Linked DNA regions of Homo sapiens: region 2 is linked to region 1. Evidence: read pairs that join two places in POLR2A ChIA-PET (ENCODE). Cell type or tissue: GM12878. All regions are shown on one strand. Links, peaks and the distances in the headings refer to the core of each region. The heading gives the core; the rest is flanking DNA.

Evidence for each region. Peaks named below come from ENCODE experiments on the same cell type or tissue, not always from the same donor. Only the 100,000 strongest peaks of a DNase experiment are listed, where the experiment ranks them.
Region 2: POLR2A ChIA-PET joins it to region 1 with 6 read pairs; 8 of 35 experiments call an interaction of 5 or more read pairs at or near these places.

What each region holds. Positions count from the first base shown.
Region 1 is chr7:130,939,968-130,948,446 of GRCh38, reverse strand. It overlaps LINC-PINT (long intergenic non-protein coding RNA, p53 induced transcript), which reads left to right. Exons shown (of 8, transcript NR_170176.1): 6 at 2,612-2,727. Among named protein-coding and RNA genes, the nearest start is that of LINC00513, 31 kb to the right of the region's middle. In GM12878, for the core only: no CTCF peak of the experiment used is centred there; no DNase peak of the experiment used is centred there; H3K4me3 peaks cover 2,160 bases; H3K27ac peaks cover 4,481 bases.
Region 2 is chr7:131,027,368-131,035,846 of GRCh38, reverse strand. All of the region lies in intron 3 of LINC-PINT (long intergenic non-protein coding RNA, p53 induced transcript), which reads left to right. Among named protein-coding and RNA genes, the nearest start is that of LINC-PINT, 78 kb to the left of the region's middle. RefSeq lists enhancers at 4,020-4,309, 8,268-8,407. In GM12878, for the core only: no CTCF peak of the experiment used is centred there; a DNase peak (open chromatin) is centred at 4,156; H3K4me3 peaks cover 512 bases; H3K27ac peaks cover 7,549 bases.

The sequences.
Region 1 (8,479 bases), core at 323-8,322:
TAAACAACAACTCCCCATTCCCTCCTCCCCCCAGCTCCCCTGAAAACCATCATTGTACTTTCTGTTTCTTTGAATTTGACTATTCTAGGTACCTCAAATAAGTGAAACCCTACAGTATTTGTCCTTTTGTGACTGGCTTATTTCACTTAGCACAATGTCCTCAAGGTTCGTCTAATGTTGTAGGATTACAACAACATTGTAGCATTGACATGATTTCTTTGCTTTTTAAGGCTGAATAATATTCCGCCATGTAGATATGCCACATTTTATATATCCATGTGATGGACACGGGTTGATGGACACAGGTTGCTCTCATGTTTTGGCTGTTGTGAATAATGCTGTTAGGGACGTGGGTGTACAAATACCTGTTTTAGTTCCTGCTTTCAGTTCCTTTGGATCAAATAAGTTATTGATCCTTCTCTATTGACGCTTCTGTTTTCATGGACTCTTGCCTTACTCTTTTGATCATTTACTGTTCCTCCCCCCATCGACCTTTGGGCCATTTTTCTGGTAATGTCCCTACTATCAAGGTTCTCATACTTCAGTTGGACCTCACAGAACTGCTGCCTGGAGAAAACAGTTTGACAGCTAAAAAAAAAAATATGATTCATTATCACCTCCTACACACACACCAATTCCTACTGTTTTCTGAAGGTATACCAGTGGTTCCTAAATTAAAAAAAATCTCTTGGTCATAGGGCAAATTTTTGTAGCTATCGATACTCTGTATTTTGAAATTTAACTGTTGATAATAGTAGCTTCTTGATGTATTAGTCCTCTAATTGTGAAACTGTTATCTGTTTCTTATTATGAAAACAATATATGACAATCACAGAAAATTTGTAAGGTGTAGAAAAGTATTACACACAATGGCACTACCTAAAAGCAACAACTATTAACATTCTGATGCATAGGCTTCCAGTCTCTTTCATGTAAATTTTTACATAGTAAAGATCACATTGTTTTGCACCTTCTTCTTTGCATTTAATAATAAATATAAGAATTTCTGGCTGGGTGTGGTAGTTCATACCTGAGTAGCTGGGAGATTGAGATGGGAGGATAGTCTGAGCCCAGGAGTTCGAGGTTACAGTGAGCTATGATTGTACCATTGCACTCCCCCTGAAGACCCCATCTCAAAAAAAAAAAAAATTTCTTGTTCAAAAGTATTTGCAAATATTTTCATGATTTTATAAAGCTGAGAAATATTTAGAGGGTGGTAATTAGCATAAATAGAATTTTTCCAGTTATAAAAACAATATATTACAGAAAATGCCAACCATCTCAAGATTATAAAGAAGTAATAAAAAATCTAATGTCTCCGTCTGCCCTTTTTAAGCTTTTTTAATGTATCCTAATCCAGTCTGGAGACCAGCTTGTCCCTCCCTTCTTCTTCACTTTCTTTCTTACCTGGCAACATTAGTATCATGTTTATGTATGATTTTATATTCAGCATTTGCACCCAATATTATATTTTGTCATTTCCAGTATCATGAAGCATTCTTCAAAAATCATGATTTAAGCGTACGAATTTTTACTGTGATCTGTTTAGTCACATGCTCCATTCCATCTTTGGATGTTTAAGTTGTTCCCGATTTTATGCTTTTGCTAAGTATGTCCTTGCCATAGTTATCTTCCTATGTATCTACGATTATTTCCTTAGGAGATATTTATAAACATCTTAGGAGTCAAAACAGTTTTAAGGCTGAAAAAATACATATATTGCTAATTTCCTCAAATGGTTGTCTCACCTCACTTCATGAGCTTTCCTTTTTTTGTTGTCCATCTTTGTGATCGGTGAAATGAATTTCGGTGTTTGCTCATGAAATCGAGCATTTTTTTTCATATTAATTGGCCTTTTATATTTTTGTGTGAATTGTCTGTTATTACATTTTACCTTTTACATTCAAATACTATACAGAATATTATCCTGTTACAGCTATTTTATTTTTTGCTTACCTTTTTATTTATTTAGAGACAAGGCCTCCCTCTGTCACCCGGGCTGGAATGCAATGATGCAACCATAGCTCACTGCAGCCTGGAACTCCTGGGCTCAAGTGATCCTCCAACCCTGGCCTCTGCTAGGACCACACATATGTGCCACCATGTCTTGCTAGTTTTTAAATTTTTTTGTAGGAACAGGATCTCACTACATTGCCCAGGCTGGTCTCCAAGCCTTGAGCAATCCTCCTGCCTCAGCCTCCCAGAGTGGTGGGATTACAGGTGTGAGCCAACACACCTGGCCTTTTTTTGCTTACCTTTCAATTCTGTTTGCTGTTTTTTGACATATAGGGGTTTTAAATTTTGTTGCAGTTGGATTACATTGCCTTTTGTTACTTTTTTCATTGCTTCTATAAAGCTAAATCTTCTTTTCCCATTCCAAATTCAGAAATAATTTTCTACTAATTTAGTTTTCTTCCTTTTTTTTTTCCTTTTATATTTAGCTCTTTAATCTCCACAGAATTAATTCTGGTGAATCTTATGAAGTAGGAGTTAATTTTACTTTTTCTAGAATATTATCTGGTTCTTGTGTTTATTCAGAATCCCAGTATAGCTGTGACATGAACCAAAACAAGTGATTTTTCTTATTTTAGTGCTTTGATTTTCCCATTAGGAAAAATGAGGAAGCTGTGAGTACCAGTGGAAGGAACGAGCCAGGAAGAGGGACTGGAACCATCTCAGAAGCCATGCCCCTCAGGCTGGAACTTGCCCTGTCTCCTCGCAGATGAGGTAGGAGGCTCAGCACGGGCTGGTGGGAGCAGCCCACAGCAGCAGTGAGGGTCAGTGGGCCTGTGAGTTAAGAAGAAGGTGGCACAGAGCGAGGGTCTCTGGATCCTGACTGTTTGACTTTTCCATGATTAGGATAAGTAGCCAGGGCTTGGCTAGTTGGAGAGTTACTCGAACCTCAGGTGACAGTTGTAAGGCAGCACATAGTGAAAAAGAGTCCTAGCCTGGGAAAGTCCAAAACCTTAGGTCTGGTTTCAGTTCACTCACCTATCTCTGTGACATAGCAAAGTCTGTTAATTTCTCTAATTTTCTGATTAGTAGTATAGTTGCAGGAATGAAATAAAAATGGTCCTGATTACTCAGAGATTCATTTACTGATTACTCTTTTTGTGACCTGAATAAAGAGTACAACATCTCTCAAAAGGTAACAATATGATGTTTCAGGAAATTAGAGAAGTTAAGAGACTTTGCTGTATTTACTATACAGATAGTTGACTGACAGCTGAGCCCGGACCCAAGATTCATTTATAAAATGAAGGAGTTGAGAAGTACATACTCTGAGGTTTATCCTAAATAAACTGAAGTCTAGGCAAGTGGCTGAGCTAGGTTTGCCATGAATCAATCTGCTGAGTATATTTCTTGGTAACTAGTTCATCTTTCCTTAATTCAGTCAACAAATATGATATCAAGTTTAGTAAGATGATGACAGTTGTCATGTAATACTCCATCTGGAAGATTGTATGCTTCTCAGCTTCCCTAACTTTTCTTAATCTACCTTAAGCTTCCTTTCTGAAAGGTTTCTGTCTTTCCTAACAGTCTCTTCTTTCCGCCAGCTACCTCTTGTGTTTAAGAATTAAAGGAAGATGAGCTAGGAATCAAGAAATACGCAGAACTGATTCCTGTCACTGGCGCCACCCTGCCACTTGCCCAGAGCTGTGGTATAAATTTTTTTAATAGGCTGAAATAAAAATATGAATAGCATTTTGGTATTAAGCATTAAATTGATAAAGGCTATGAGATACACCTGCTCTCAACCATGTTAATTTTTTATTATTGGTATTAATAAATTATTACTTACTAACATATTAACAAGAATTGCATTGAGAAACAAAGCATCCACAGGCCAAATCTTCTGAATTTCAAATGTTTATATTAATGCGTTGTATTCTAGAAAAGTAGAATTGTCTTAAGTAGCTTTGTAATATAAAGTCATCTATCAGCCCATTACACCTATTAGAATGTTTTAACCTTTATTTCCCACTTTTTTGTTTCTAGACTGAGTGTACTTGGTCTGGTATTTGTGGCATAACTTACGGAACACATAAGAATGATACAGATACTATTTAATGATGACCTAATACAAGCTTAGATAGCTAAGGTGAAAGCTTCTATGGCCTTAACATTTTCCTCTTGAAGAATGTATTTTCTGTAATAAAATACAGTGGCTACTTGAAATCTATAAACTTATGTGAGGTCTGGATAAATCTGAGCAACTTTCTTCTTTGTGCTCCAGGAACCTACGCACTATATATATAAATAAAGCTTAAGTAAACATCACTGCAATCTGTGTTTTGTTTGATTATATTACGTATTGCCTGATCTTTAAATAATGATGAAAAATAGCCTTTAACATAAACCATGAATGGATATGCACTTGAGGGAAACAGTTTCTTGGATAATTAAACTTTAATTTCTCACCGTGGATTCCTTGGATCTTGTAATATTTTTTAAAACAGTCCTGGGGATTTATTTTTAAGGCGTCCAAATGAATTATTAGTTCTCAAAAGCCATAGTATATTCATGGGTCGATATATCCTCAAAACACTATTTTTAAACTGCTTAGTTTATTTTTCTTAGCGTGCTCATCTGCTGCATAATTTTCTTTGCTATGTATGGGTCACATGCTTCCTCCCGTCCATAACTCACGCACTTAAAATTCTCACTTCCTGATTGAGCCATCAGATTACGTAAAATGTAAATCAGCCTGAATACCTAGGAGCAGGAATTTTAAGGGAGAAAATGCCGTTTTCTTTTTCTGTGTCATTATTAACCCTTAAATATCAGAGTGAGTGTCTGCTCACCTATTTGTATTTGGAAACGAGATACTGTTAGGGGTTTTTCTTGGCCCTTCCCTTTCAGATTGAATCAGACTTTGCTGCTTTCCTTATACAAAATAATGTACCAACTAGATAGACGGTGGGAGTGGTATCGTTGCAGGAATGAAACCAAAAGGGTTCCGATGATTGAGAGAGATTCATTTATTTTTTAACTCTTCTCATGATCTGAATGAAGAGTACAGCATCTATCAAAAGGTAACAACCTAATATTTCAGAATTGCAAGTGGCCATTTAGCCTTTCTGCTGCCTGATATAAATGAAAGTAATTCCTAGCAGGCAGGATGACACTTGTTTTATCACGAATCTGACAATCCAGCACATTTTCTCAAGCAATTTTGAAGTTGTCGTAGTAACAGCATGGCATTTGGAGGGTCTTTTTAGTAGTTCTTTAGCTAGAGTTAATTAATTGTATTAACTCTGGATGTTTTTCTTTTTACTCCTCTTTGACAAACAAGGGCTATAATTGCTCAAATATGTATTTTGTGTTCTATATTTTTTGGTGACTATAGTTTAAGGACGTGATGTTTTTAAGTGGTTTCAGTAAAAGGTTATCAGTTGATTTCAGACACATTAAACTTGGGTTTTTAATTTCTCTGTAAAATTCCACTATCATTGTAGGACCAGGATTTAGTTTTATTTAAGAAGTGAATCTGGGGAGATATTTGCACAAATTGAATTGTGGCTTGCTTCCAGTGGTTGCAACTATCCGTTGCTTTGATTTTGGTGTATTTAGAAAAAGAACTGGGGAATGCAGAAAGGGAAATGTGTCAGGCTTACAGGAGAAAATTGTTTCTTTAGAAATGCAACAGGCAGGCACACCACCAAAAGCATGTTCCATAAAAGAAAACAAATAAATTTGATTTTGTGAAACTTAAGAATGCAGTGCTCTTTGAAACTCTAAAATATACTTAAATAAATTCTCCCCTAGGAAGATTTGTGGGAACTTTTTATTGGTGGAAAGTAGGTTGGAACTTCTAGTATTAATAGTAAAACTCTGTGGCAGAAATTCTTGCCAATATGGCGGTTGGTGAGAAAGGAATCCCGTTTCTTGGGCAGGGAGAGGGTCAGAAGAAAGAATTGTCTGTACTCAGTCTGGATGCCGGGACTTAAAAAGTATCAGATATACAATGCTTTTGTTTTCTTGTATAAGTGAACAGAGAGATGTGACACTTCTAAAAGGTCTTGTGAGTTTTGTGGGTTTAATGCTAATGCCACTATCCTTACTGTTCTGTGAGTATTTGTTCAGCCACGGGTGATTCAAGAGAGTTGGGGTATCAGCATGTGCAGCCAACAGCAGTCCAGGTGCTAATGCACCACCGGTGATGTCAGGAGTTACGAGACAGCGGTTTCCAAACACTGCAGTAAACAAGGTCAAAGTGTCCCGTTTCGCTGGAAGAAGTTTTGTTTTTATGAGCTGGACAGTACATGGATGAAGTAATTTTTCAAAACAAACTTTAAATTTATACATGTGTTTTTTTTCTTCTTCTCTTTGGATTAAAATAAATTGGCCCGTTGAGATTAAATAATGGTTATGTTTTTAAGCAGAATTATATTTCATATGTTTTTCCAGTCTTTTATTGATTTTCTGTTTTTCACAGAAGAAATGAAAATAACTTCTGATGTAGGGTTTCTTAAATGCAGTTTGAGAGAGCAAGATAGGAACCAGTACTTTCAAAATATGGCAAGTGCAAGTCACAATCCCTAGTAAGATATTCCTTCTCATTTTGTGCCTTTGACTCTTATTTAGACAGACGTTTAAGTACGAGAAAGCTAATGGCGCAGATTCTGCTGACTGTGTGGCTCTCGTCTTAATGCGTTTTCCAACCTTGAACCTGAGAATGCCAGAGGATTGAGTCTCTGGACGTTCATCTGAGCAGATATCTGCTGGCCGCCTGGTTCCTGAGCTAACAAGTGGGTGTCCCGGGCTTGTGTGTGTAGTCACAACAGTGGAGGTGCCACGTGGCACCCAGAGGTCGACTGGGGCTACCGCGGGGCTTCCCGATCCTCACAAGTGTGTCTTCAGTGTCTGACATGAACTGGGAACTTGGGGCATCTTTAGAAGCACAGACATTTGGAGTTCCACGGCAAACCTGGATGTAAGCACTCACACAGCTTTTAAAGTGAAAGCAGGGACCTTGAGGAAGGAATCGCCGTCATCTCATTGCCGACCTGCTTACTGTGCTGGGAAACAAAGTAAGTTCTGTTTGTTTCTTTGTTAGTCTCTCCTGCGTGTTTTTTCTTGCTAATGTTATTAGACACTCAATATCCGGCAAATGCCAAGTTTTTTCCCCTTCATTGGGAAGTAGGATATAGTTTATTCAATAGCTGATTGCTTCTTTTATCTTTTCCCTCTTCCCATATCTAGTGTGCCGGCTTGCTGTTTAGAGATAGGAAGAGATTGAAATTTATTATCAAGGAGAAAACAAAAAGTGTTTTGTTTTGTTTCTAAATGGTCCAAGAACTTTGCCATTAGGTAAATGACTATGACACAGACAAGGCGTTTTGCATGGTATGACCAGGAGCACCTCTAGCAAAACAGCCCCAGTTCGCCGCCCTGATTTCCATTTGGAAGCAGGCACAGTGGGTTTCCCCAGGACCGATGTTAACGCAGAGGGTCCTTGTGCAGGAATTGTGCAGAAACTAGGTGGGAAGGTGTCACAGACAAGAGGCTGCAATTTAAAAACGCATCAGGAAATGGAAAAGAGCTGCGAGAATATCAATTATTTAATGATGTTGATAAAAACAAATTTAATATAAAAATGAGATACAATGTATAGAGACCTAACCCTGTCAACAGCAACTAAACTTTACTTTCATGTTAGAAAGTTTTGTGCCATGTAGATTTATGGAAAATGTGCTTAATTGCCTCTAGAAAATAATGAAGAGGCTTCGTCACCTCCATAGAAGATCCTGTGACACTAGCCTAATTCTGACACATGGCTCCTGTTTTCCATTTTGTTTGTTTTTTTATGCTGATCCTCTCTCCAGAGATGTGATGTGGATTGATTAACTTGTAATATAAAGTTCTATGGTTTCTGAAAATGCAGAGCAAATAGAGATGAAGAGTGGTTTGTGATTTGTTATTAAATGATCTTCCCTTCTACATTTAGGACTGATTTTTACTGTAGAATTTTTTTTTTTTTTTTTTTTTTTTTTTTTTGTCAACTTGAACAGCAATACCTTGAAGGTAAAAGGTGGGAGCACGACTGGAGTGTGGAACTGGAAAGCAGAAACCAGGGGTGTTACTTCTATGTCTAGTATGGAATGTTGTGAATTTAAGTTAGAGCTTCTGTGTCCTGGGAATTCATATTTTATCTCAAAGTGGTGCTGATAGGACTGGAGGTAGCTGTATTTCATTTGAAACATTCCAGCCTCTTTATAGGAATATCTGTGAATTTTTAATTCAGCAAACATCTTTAAGTGTGTCATTTATGTATAGCGTTGTAGTCAGAGCTGTAATTGTTTCACCATTAAATTTACGGAAATTCAGTTTGTAAGTGAAAAATTAAGAACAGTTTGAAAGAAGGGCGAATGAGCAGAGCATTGCCATCTAAACAGTCTTGTTAAAGATAGTGCCAAGTGAGCAGGACTGTCCCTTCTAAGCTGCCCCTCCTAATTAAAGGGAAAGGTGGCTGCCA
Region 2 (8,479 bases), core at 208-8,207, 88 kb before region 1:
ACACAGATAGCCAGTTATTGAATACTTCATCCTTTGGTCTGACGTTGACTTTTTGGTTTTGCCATCAAGTAACCATCCACAGTGCCCGTACATAGCAGGCACTCAATAAATGTTTGAATAAATGAATTTGAGTATTTATTTTGTTTTCAGATGTTTTCTTATTTTCCGTGGACACGTCTGTCTATTCTAGTTCTACTGCCATGCTGTTTTAATTATCAGAGCTGTATAATAAATGTTTGTATGTGGTTGAACATCATTATTGTTATTGTTTTTTCGGAATTTTTCTGGGCTACTTCTGCATCACTTTTCTCTCGGATAAATGAAAATAATTTGGTCAACTTTCTTGTAAAACTATGATAATTTTGACTGATACTGTATTAATTTATTTTCCTTCCTTCCTTCCTTCCTTCCTTCCTTCCTTCCTTCCTTCCTTCCTTCCTTCTTTTCTTTCTTTTCCTTCTTTTCCTTTTTCTTCTTCTTCTTCTTTTCCTTCCTTCCTTCCTTGCTTCCTTCCTTCCTTCCTTCCTTCCTTCCTTCCTTCTTTTCCTTCTTTTCCTTCGAGATGGAGTCTTGCTCTGTCACCCACACTGGAGTGCAGCAGCCTGATCTTGGCTCACCACAACCTCTGCCTCCCGGGTCCAAGCCATTCTCCTGCCTACCCAGTAGCTAGGATTACAGGCACCCAGTACCACGCCTGGCTAATTTTTTATTTTTAGTAGAGATGGGGTTTTACCATGTTGGCCAGGCTGGTCTTGAACTTCTGACCTCAAGTGATCCACCTGCCTCCGCCTCCCAAAGTGTTTGGGATTACAGGCTTGAGCCACCATGCCTGGCCTACACTGTGTTAATTTTCTTAAAAAAACAAAAAAACAAAAAACAAAAAAACCTTAAAGGCATTTATATTTTAATTTTCTGGCCTAATGAGTGCTACATATTCATCTAGTTCATAAATTCTGGAACTTTTTGGTTAGAGCAGATAAATCCCCCAGATCTCTTTTTGGATTAAAATTCAATGTAATTAAAGAAATCCACTGCAGCAAACGCAATCCTGCCACGTGTTTATTCTGTAAGGATAAAATGTTTTTCTATATTGAACAGCACTGCACAGGCCTTGCTGCCTCCCCCTTATGAAACAGGACTCTCATGGTGCCACGTGTTCCCTGGCTGGACAGATTCCTGAAAATAGATACTAACTGCTGCTTGGTTGAAGAAATCTTTTTTGTGTGTGAGCTACTTTCTCCCGCAGATATTTAAAGGAATTCTATATCCCCACTTCTCTGACTTACCTTTTTTTTGTGGCGAGGAAACAGGACACAGAGCCTGCTGGGTATGCAAGAGAAGTCTGTATAACTGTTTCACACCTGCCTGGATGCTGGCAGTGGTATTTGCCAAGTGAAGTCTGAAGGCTGGTTTGTCATGTGTTTTCACAGAGCACTGATGGCTCCCAGCCAACCTGTTTAGGCCTTGTCTTTTTTTTCTTGCATAAAATTGCCTATTTTTCACTTCAGATGGGGGTGTTAGGCACTTCAGAGATGTTTGTTCTTGTCGCATGCATGCCATCTGTGGTCTGCTGGCATCGGAGACAGGTTCCCAAATTGGCCAGTGTGTCTGTTGGTCAGCAAGCGGGGTGACCAGGACCCACGCCTGTGCTTGCCCCTGTGGCTGCAGCCAAGGCTGAGGTGCACACCTGAAGGACCACACCTCAGTGCTGTTGGCCTAGTTTTTAAAAATTTAAATAAACTCTTTATTTTGGAATAATTATACATTTGAAGACAAGTTCAAAGATAGTACAGAGTTTCCATATGCCCCTCACTCAGTGATTCCTGTTGCTGACTCTTACATTATTATGTTACATTTGTCACAATTAAGGAAGAAACATTGGTACTTTACTGTTAACTAAAATCCACATTTTATTCAGAGCTCACCCGTTTTTCCGAATGTCCTTTTTCCGTTCTGCACTCAGGATATCACAGCACATTTAGCCACCATGTCTCCTTAAAGTCCTCCAGTCTATGATCGTTTCTGAGATGTTTGTTTTTGATAGCCTCGTCAGTTTTGAGGAATACTGGGCAGGTATTTTGCAGAATGTGCCTTAGTTTGGATTTTTTTCATGTTTTTCTGATTATTAGACTGGGATGTGGGTTTTTGGGAGGACAATCACAGAGGTGAAGGGATATCCTTATCACATCCGTGTGAAAAGAGAACGCCATCAACGTGACTTACCACTGCTGATGCTCACCTTGACCATGGAAATTTGTTTCCCCTTTCCAATACTCTGCTCTGTGGAAGCAAGTCACCAAGCACTGCATAGTCCCAAGTTAAAAGTTTTGTTACTTGTCTTATCTGTTGGTACCCAGTTATATTTGAAGCCATACCTAATATTTTTTGACGCTGAATATAGAGTTTGTGTTTAGAGCCTTAAGAATGAATAAAAATTTATTCTAAACTTAAGAAGTATTGGAAGTAGTTAGTAGCTATGTTGAATCTTTCTTCCACTCCTCATACATTTGGTTTATTGTTGTTTTTTTTTTTTTTTGAGATAGAGTCTCTCTGTCACCCAGGCTGGAGTGCAGTGGCATGATCTCAGCCCACTGCAACCTCCGCCTCCCGGGTTCAAGCCATTCTCCTGCCTCAGCCTCCCAAGTAGCTGGGATTACAAGTGTGTGCCACCACGCCTGGCTAATTTTTGTAATTTTAGTAGAGATGGGGTTGCACCATGTTGGCCAGGCTGGTCTCAAACTGCTGACCTCAAGTGATCTGCCCGCCTCAGCTTCCCAGAGTGCTGGGAATACAGGCGTTAGCTACCGCACCCTGCCTGGTTTTACTTTTAAAATCTTCATGCTCTGTAAAATACATCATCCTTCTACTGCATCAGCTACTCCGTTCTGCTCATTCGCCTACACAGATTGTACTTCCTTCTTCTGGCATAAGAATGCCTCCTTTTTCTTCTACTGCCAGGGAATAAAGTTTAGTATATGAATGTTTTATCCACACTGCAGCTTACCTAATAAATACCAAAATATGTTTATTCTGATAAATCTGATGTTTTTATGTATAAATTAAACATTTATGACTTTGAATGCTCTCTGACATCATGAATAGTTGGTTGGTTGGTTGTTTTTTTGAGATGGTGTCTCGCTCTGTCACCCAGGCTGGAATGCAATGGCATGATTTCGGCTCACTGCAACCTCTGCCTCCTGGGTTCAAGCAATTCTCCTGCCTCAGCCCCCTGAGTAGCTGGGACTACAGGCACGTGCCACCATGCCTGGCTAATTTTTGTATTTTTAGTAGAGATGGGGTTTCAGCATATTGGCCAGACTGGTCTCAAAATCCTGACCTTGTGATCCATCCTCCTTGGCCTCCCAAAGTGCTGGGATTACAGGTGTGAACCACCACGCCCGGCCCCTAACATCATGAGTAGTTTGATCTTCCACACACTTCTGCTTGTAGAGTAGTTGAACCTCAGGAGTTCAGATTTCAGATAGCTTGTTGTTTTCATGTTTGTGAGGGTGAAATTCTTAATGAATTTGATCATTTTTGTCTGATTTTCCTTTCCACTCAGATAACTTTCTTTACATTTTCACTTCAAATCCATTTGCTAAAATATGGATTAAAGAAGAATATGTTACTGTTTTAGATATAATAGGAATGTTCTTGAAGAGATGTATATAAATGTTGTATTTGTTCATTGAATCATCATGTCACATGTTTTAGGAAACTTACTGTTTCAAAAAACCTTGTGATACATTTTGTGATGATTTATATGACCAATTTTCAAACCCACATTTGCAGACATTTTATTTCATCCTCAGTTGCAGGCATTCCATTAAGGTGGACTGATTAAAGTGTCTTTTCAGAACATTAGAACTTCGTGTTTCCTCTTCATGGGGTTACTGTCAACTTATTTAAGAAGAACAGTAGAACTTCGTGTTCCCTCTTCTTGGTGTTACTGTTAACTTATTTTAAAAAGTTTGAGTATGTTACAGTATTTTGTCTTTAAGCCAGTCTTGGGATCTAGCACCAAGGGAAAAAGTTCAAAAAATGCATTTTAACAAGTCTTCTCACTTCATGGTCACTTGGTATGACGACTCAAAACAAGAATAATGTTCTTAATCAACCACAGGGGAAATCCTTTCTTCGGCCCTTCAATTCTACTTTTAGTCAGTCAAACAATTCTTAATTTCATGCGGGGGATTCCCACACGTTCTGTAAGTTTCTTTTAAAGTTTTCAGATATGTGTAGAATGTAGGATATGATTGCATTCGTCTCATATCTCAGTGGTGTGAGGTCTGTTGAGTGTGCCGCTACTTTGTTTTAATATTACTCATTCTTTTTTCTAAGTATGGATGTATAAGAATGAGCATGATAAAATGAAATCTAAAAATTAATTGATTTGTTCTCAGGTTAAAGGCCTATTAAATATAAGATCTTTGGATATATTCTGAGTCTTTTTATTTTTTATGCAGCAAGTAAAGAAAATTTTACAGAGCTTTGGACACAAGGCTCCTCCTTACCTGCCTTTTACTGAACTCACCATGTCTTCCCTGGTTAGCTGTAGGCTCTCCCGTGCTCCAGGCTCAGCAGTCAGGGTGTATTTTTATTGCTCAGATCTGACAAGTATGCTTCCTGCAGTTACTGTTGAGGCCAGTTTCTAAGGCTTTGAAATGACCTTCAAAAAGATGATAAATGTTGAGTCCCTTTTGGAAAAATATACTGAGATAAAGAACTGTGATAAATCAAATTATAAGGTAGATCATCTTGTAATTAGCACACTATAGGAAAGTTAGTTATGCCAGGCGTGGTGGCTCACGCCTATAATCCCAGCACTTTGGGAGGCCGAGGTGGGCGGATCACTTGAGAGGTCAGGAGTTCGAGACCAGCCTGACCAACATGGAGAAACCCCATCTCTACTAAAAATACAAAAAAAAATTAGCCAGGTGTGGTGGCACGTGCCTGTAATCCCAGCTACTTGGGAGGCTGAGGCAGGAGAATCTCTTGAACCCGGGAGGCGGAGGTTGCGGTGAGCTGAGATTGCGCCACTGCACTCCAGCCTGGGCAACAAGAGCAAAACTCAGTCTCAAAAAAAAAAAAAAAAAAAAAAGGAAGTTAGTTAAAGAACATCTGTGGGGACCACCTATGTTGTTCTGGGACTTTCTAGTGTTAGTGTAGGAGAATATCATGGTTTCTGTGGGGACAGGGGGTTCCCATTTCAGTGTGTTCCATCACCCTCCTCTATCCCTCTAAGAACATGGGAAAAGCCTCAGTGGTAGACAGGAACCTGCCATCAGTCCTTCCACTCTGAAGCACCCTTGCAGATGTACCAGATGGAAGTTGTCTTAAATGAGAAGAAAACTACTAAGTCCCTGGGCATTCCCTTTGTCCTCCAGCACCAGGTCCAGTCCTCAGGGAAAGTTTGTTCTTATTGAGAGTATTCCCAGAGATCTGAAAGGCCAGGGGGAAATTGCAGTGGAACAGACTGTCTTTCTCTTAAGGCATTTAAAAGTCATCCAGGGCTGGTTGAGGTAGCTCCCATCTGTAATCCCAGCACATTGAGAGACTGAGGCAGAAAGATCACTTGAGCTCAGGAGTTTGAGACCAGCCTAGGCAACAGATTGAAACACTGCCTCTATGACAAAAGAAATTGGCTGAGTGTGGTGGTGCACACCTGTAGTCCCAGCTACTTAGGAGGCCGAGGCAAGAGAATTGCTTGAGCCTCAGAGGTCAACAGAGCAAGATTCTTGTCTCAAAAAAATAAAAATAAAAAATAAAAGTCCTCCCACTCTCATGCAAAAGCCAACAAACCACAATAATAAAAAAGAATTTTTCCTGAATATTCCTGGTTCACTCTCAGGCCCTGACATCCCCGGAACTTACCTAACATGATATTTTCATAAAACAACTAAATTTTTATGTTCTTGTGCCAAGAAGATTCAGATCTATAAGGCTGCTTTAAAGGTGTTATCTGTCTTTTCATTTTGCTTCGCCTCTAAAAGATTTCTGTATTTTTCCTCTGGTTTAAACATTTTAGGAAATTTTATATTTAAACATTTCTTCCTCTCAGACGGGCGGGCTTGTCCATGCTTTTCAGCGGGTTGAGTCACTCCAGGACTACCCGCTCTGCGCCAGGTCCTCAGGAGAGTGCTGCCGGGGCTGCCTGGCAGACTAGTTCCACCTCGGTCCGCAGGGAGGCTGCATTTTAGGGTTGGTTACTAGACTGCACAGTGATGACCCCTTTCAGTACATTTTCCCCAGCTTTGTCTCCCTCCTTAACACTAAGATGTAGAAACAACAGCCTTAACATCAGGTTATCCCATCTGATTTTTGGCTTGGTGCAAACACAGAGCACCTAAAGGTGAATTACACAAGGAAATGGAACACCTTCGCCTGGAAGGTTGACTCCTGCACTTGGCTGTTGGCATTTCATGCATTCAACAAACATTTAGGATGTGCTCATTTTGAGCCAGGCTCTGTGATAGGGTGGGGAATACAGAAATAAAAAGGCCCTGTGCTGTCCTCAGTGAGCTTCCACTCTGGTGAGATAAATGCAGTGCAGTACAGTAACAGCTCTGATACTGAAGCATCTGGAAGGACTTGGGTCCAGCCTCTTGGCAAGTTCTCCTGGAGGAACTAACATTTGACCTATGATTGACATGGACTTTGGAGATGAATAGAGGTTAACCAGAGAAGATGGGAGTTGCCATTGGGGGGTTGGGGCAGAGAGTGAGGGAAAGTGTCAGCCCTGGTGGGTGCTACCTGGAGGAGGTTGCTGAGTATTGGAAGGCCCAAGGAGGCCAGAGACCAAAAAGTGTCCTGGGGACTGCAGGGTAAAAGGACCTGCTTTAGGTTAGGTAGCATTTGTTAAAACTTTTCGGACAGTTTAATTTTGAGCATGTGCCAACAGTTTGTTTTAGCTTTGCAATGCAAGGAGAGAGTCCTGCAGTAGGCACATTCAATGATTCGCTCTTGGTAGGGACATTAAGGGAAGAAAGTGATTAAATATCATCATTGAAACGAATGTCTGGTTAAAAACCTCTACACTCTGATAGTTGACAGTCAGCCGGGTAGATGGTAATGAGTTGCCCAGAGCAAGTCTTAATTTCCTTAAAGTTCATTTAGGAAATTGCATTAGAAAAAAAGCAAGCTTTTTTTTTTTTTTTTCCCTGGAATGCTGTTCATTTCTTCCTAGTAGGATACTGTGAATTTTCTAGCAGACCACTTGGTTCTATTCCAGACCAGGTACGGAACAGTTTTTCTTTGACAATTTTGAGATTACAGTGGAATGCAATCAAGTTTTTCAAGGACCTACCTGGTGAAGAGCTTTCTAAACTAAGCTGAGAGGAACTTGGGTTTTCATCCTGAGGGCAGTGTGGAAGCCAGGGAGGGAATTCATTTAAGTGGAGGAAAATCTCGACCATCCTTGTAGGGAGTGGATTAGCTGCAGTGTGAGGTTGGAGCAGTGGGAATAGTAGTTGGCAGAAAAGTTTAGTTATCCTGGGGAGAAATGATGAGGGCTTTGAGTTTTTTTGTTTTTTGTTTTTTGTCTTTTTTTTGAGATGGAGTCTTGCTCTGTTGCCTAGGCTTGATTGAGTGCAGTGGCACAATCTCGGCTCACTGCAACCTCCGCCTCCTGGGTTCAAGCAATTCTCCTGCCTCAGCCTCCCAAATAGCTGGGATTACAGGCGCATCCCACCATGCCCAGCTAATTTTTGTATTTTTAGTAGAGACAGTATTTCACCATGTTAGCCAGGCTGGTCTCAAAGTCCTGACCTCAAGTGATCCACCTGCCTTGGCCTCTCAAAGTGCTGGGAATACAGGCAAGAGCCACACCGTGCCCAGCCTGAGAGCCTTGAGTTCTGATCTGTCTTTTCCTCTCCTACTCAAACTCCTCTACCCCGAGGCAGAAGCATAGCTGGGGGGATGGAGGTGGAAATTGGTTGTTGCTTTTCCTCCAGAAGAGTTGGTTCAAAATTTTTAAATTTAAAGTAAATGATGGTAAGATCATGATGCAAGGATGTTAGAGGAAGCAGCCAGACTTTGAGATCAGGGCTGAGAGAAAGTAGTCAAAGGCCTTCTGCTGAGTGTACTCTGCCTCCAGCCACTGAGCCCACTTGCCCCATCTCTGTCTTTCCCGGGCCTGCTCACGTCTCTAGCCTCAGGCACTGCTTCAGAACCACAGTACCATCTGGCCTGGGTGTTCTGGCTGTTCTCAGTATTTCTGCTCTCATTTGCTGGAATTATGCAACACTCGGTCCTTCCTCCGAGGGCCGCCAGATGAGCCTACTTCAGTGCATCTGCTGTGGTTAAAACAGAATCTTCTGAGATGCGTTTATGCTAAGTTGCATACATATTTGTGTATGGTGATCAGCCCTGTTTACTTGGCATACAGCAAAATAGATCTATGTTTTCTTGCCACTGTTCAGTGATGATGTCATGTCATTCTGGGCAGAGGTAGAGCCAGATTGTAAGAAAGGACAGGGAA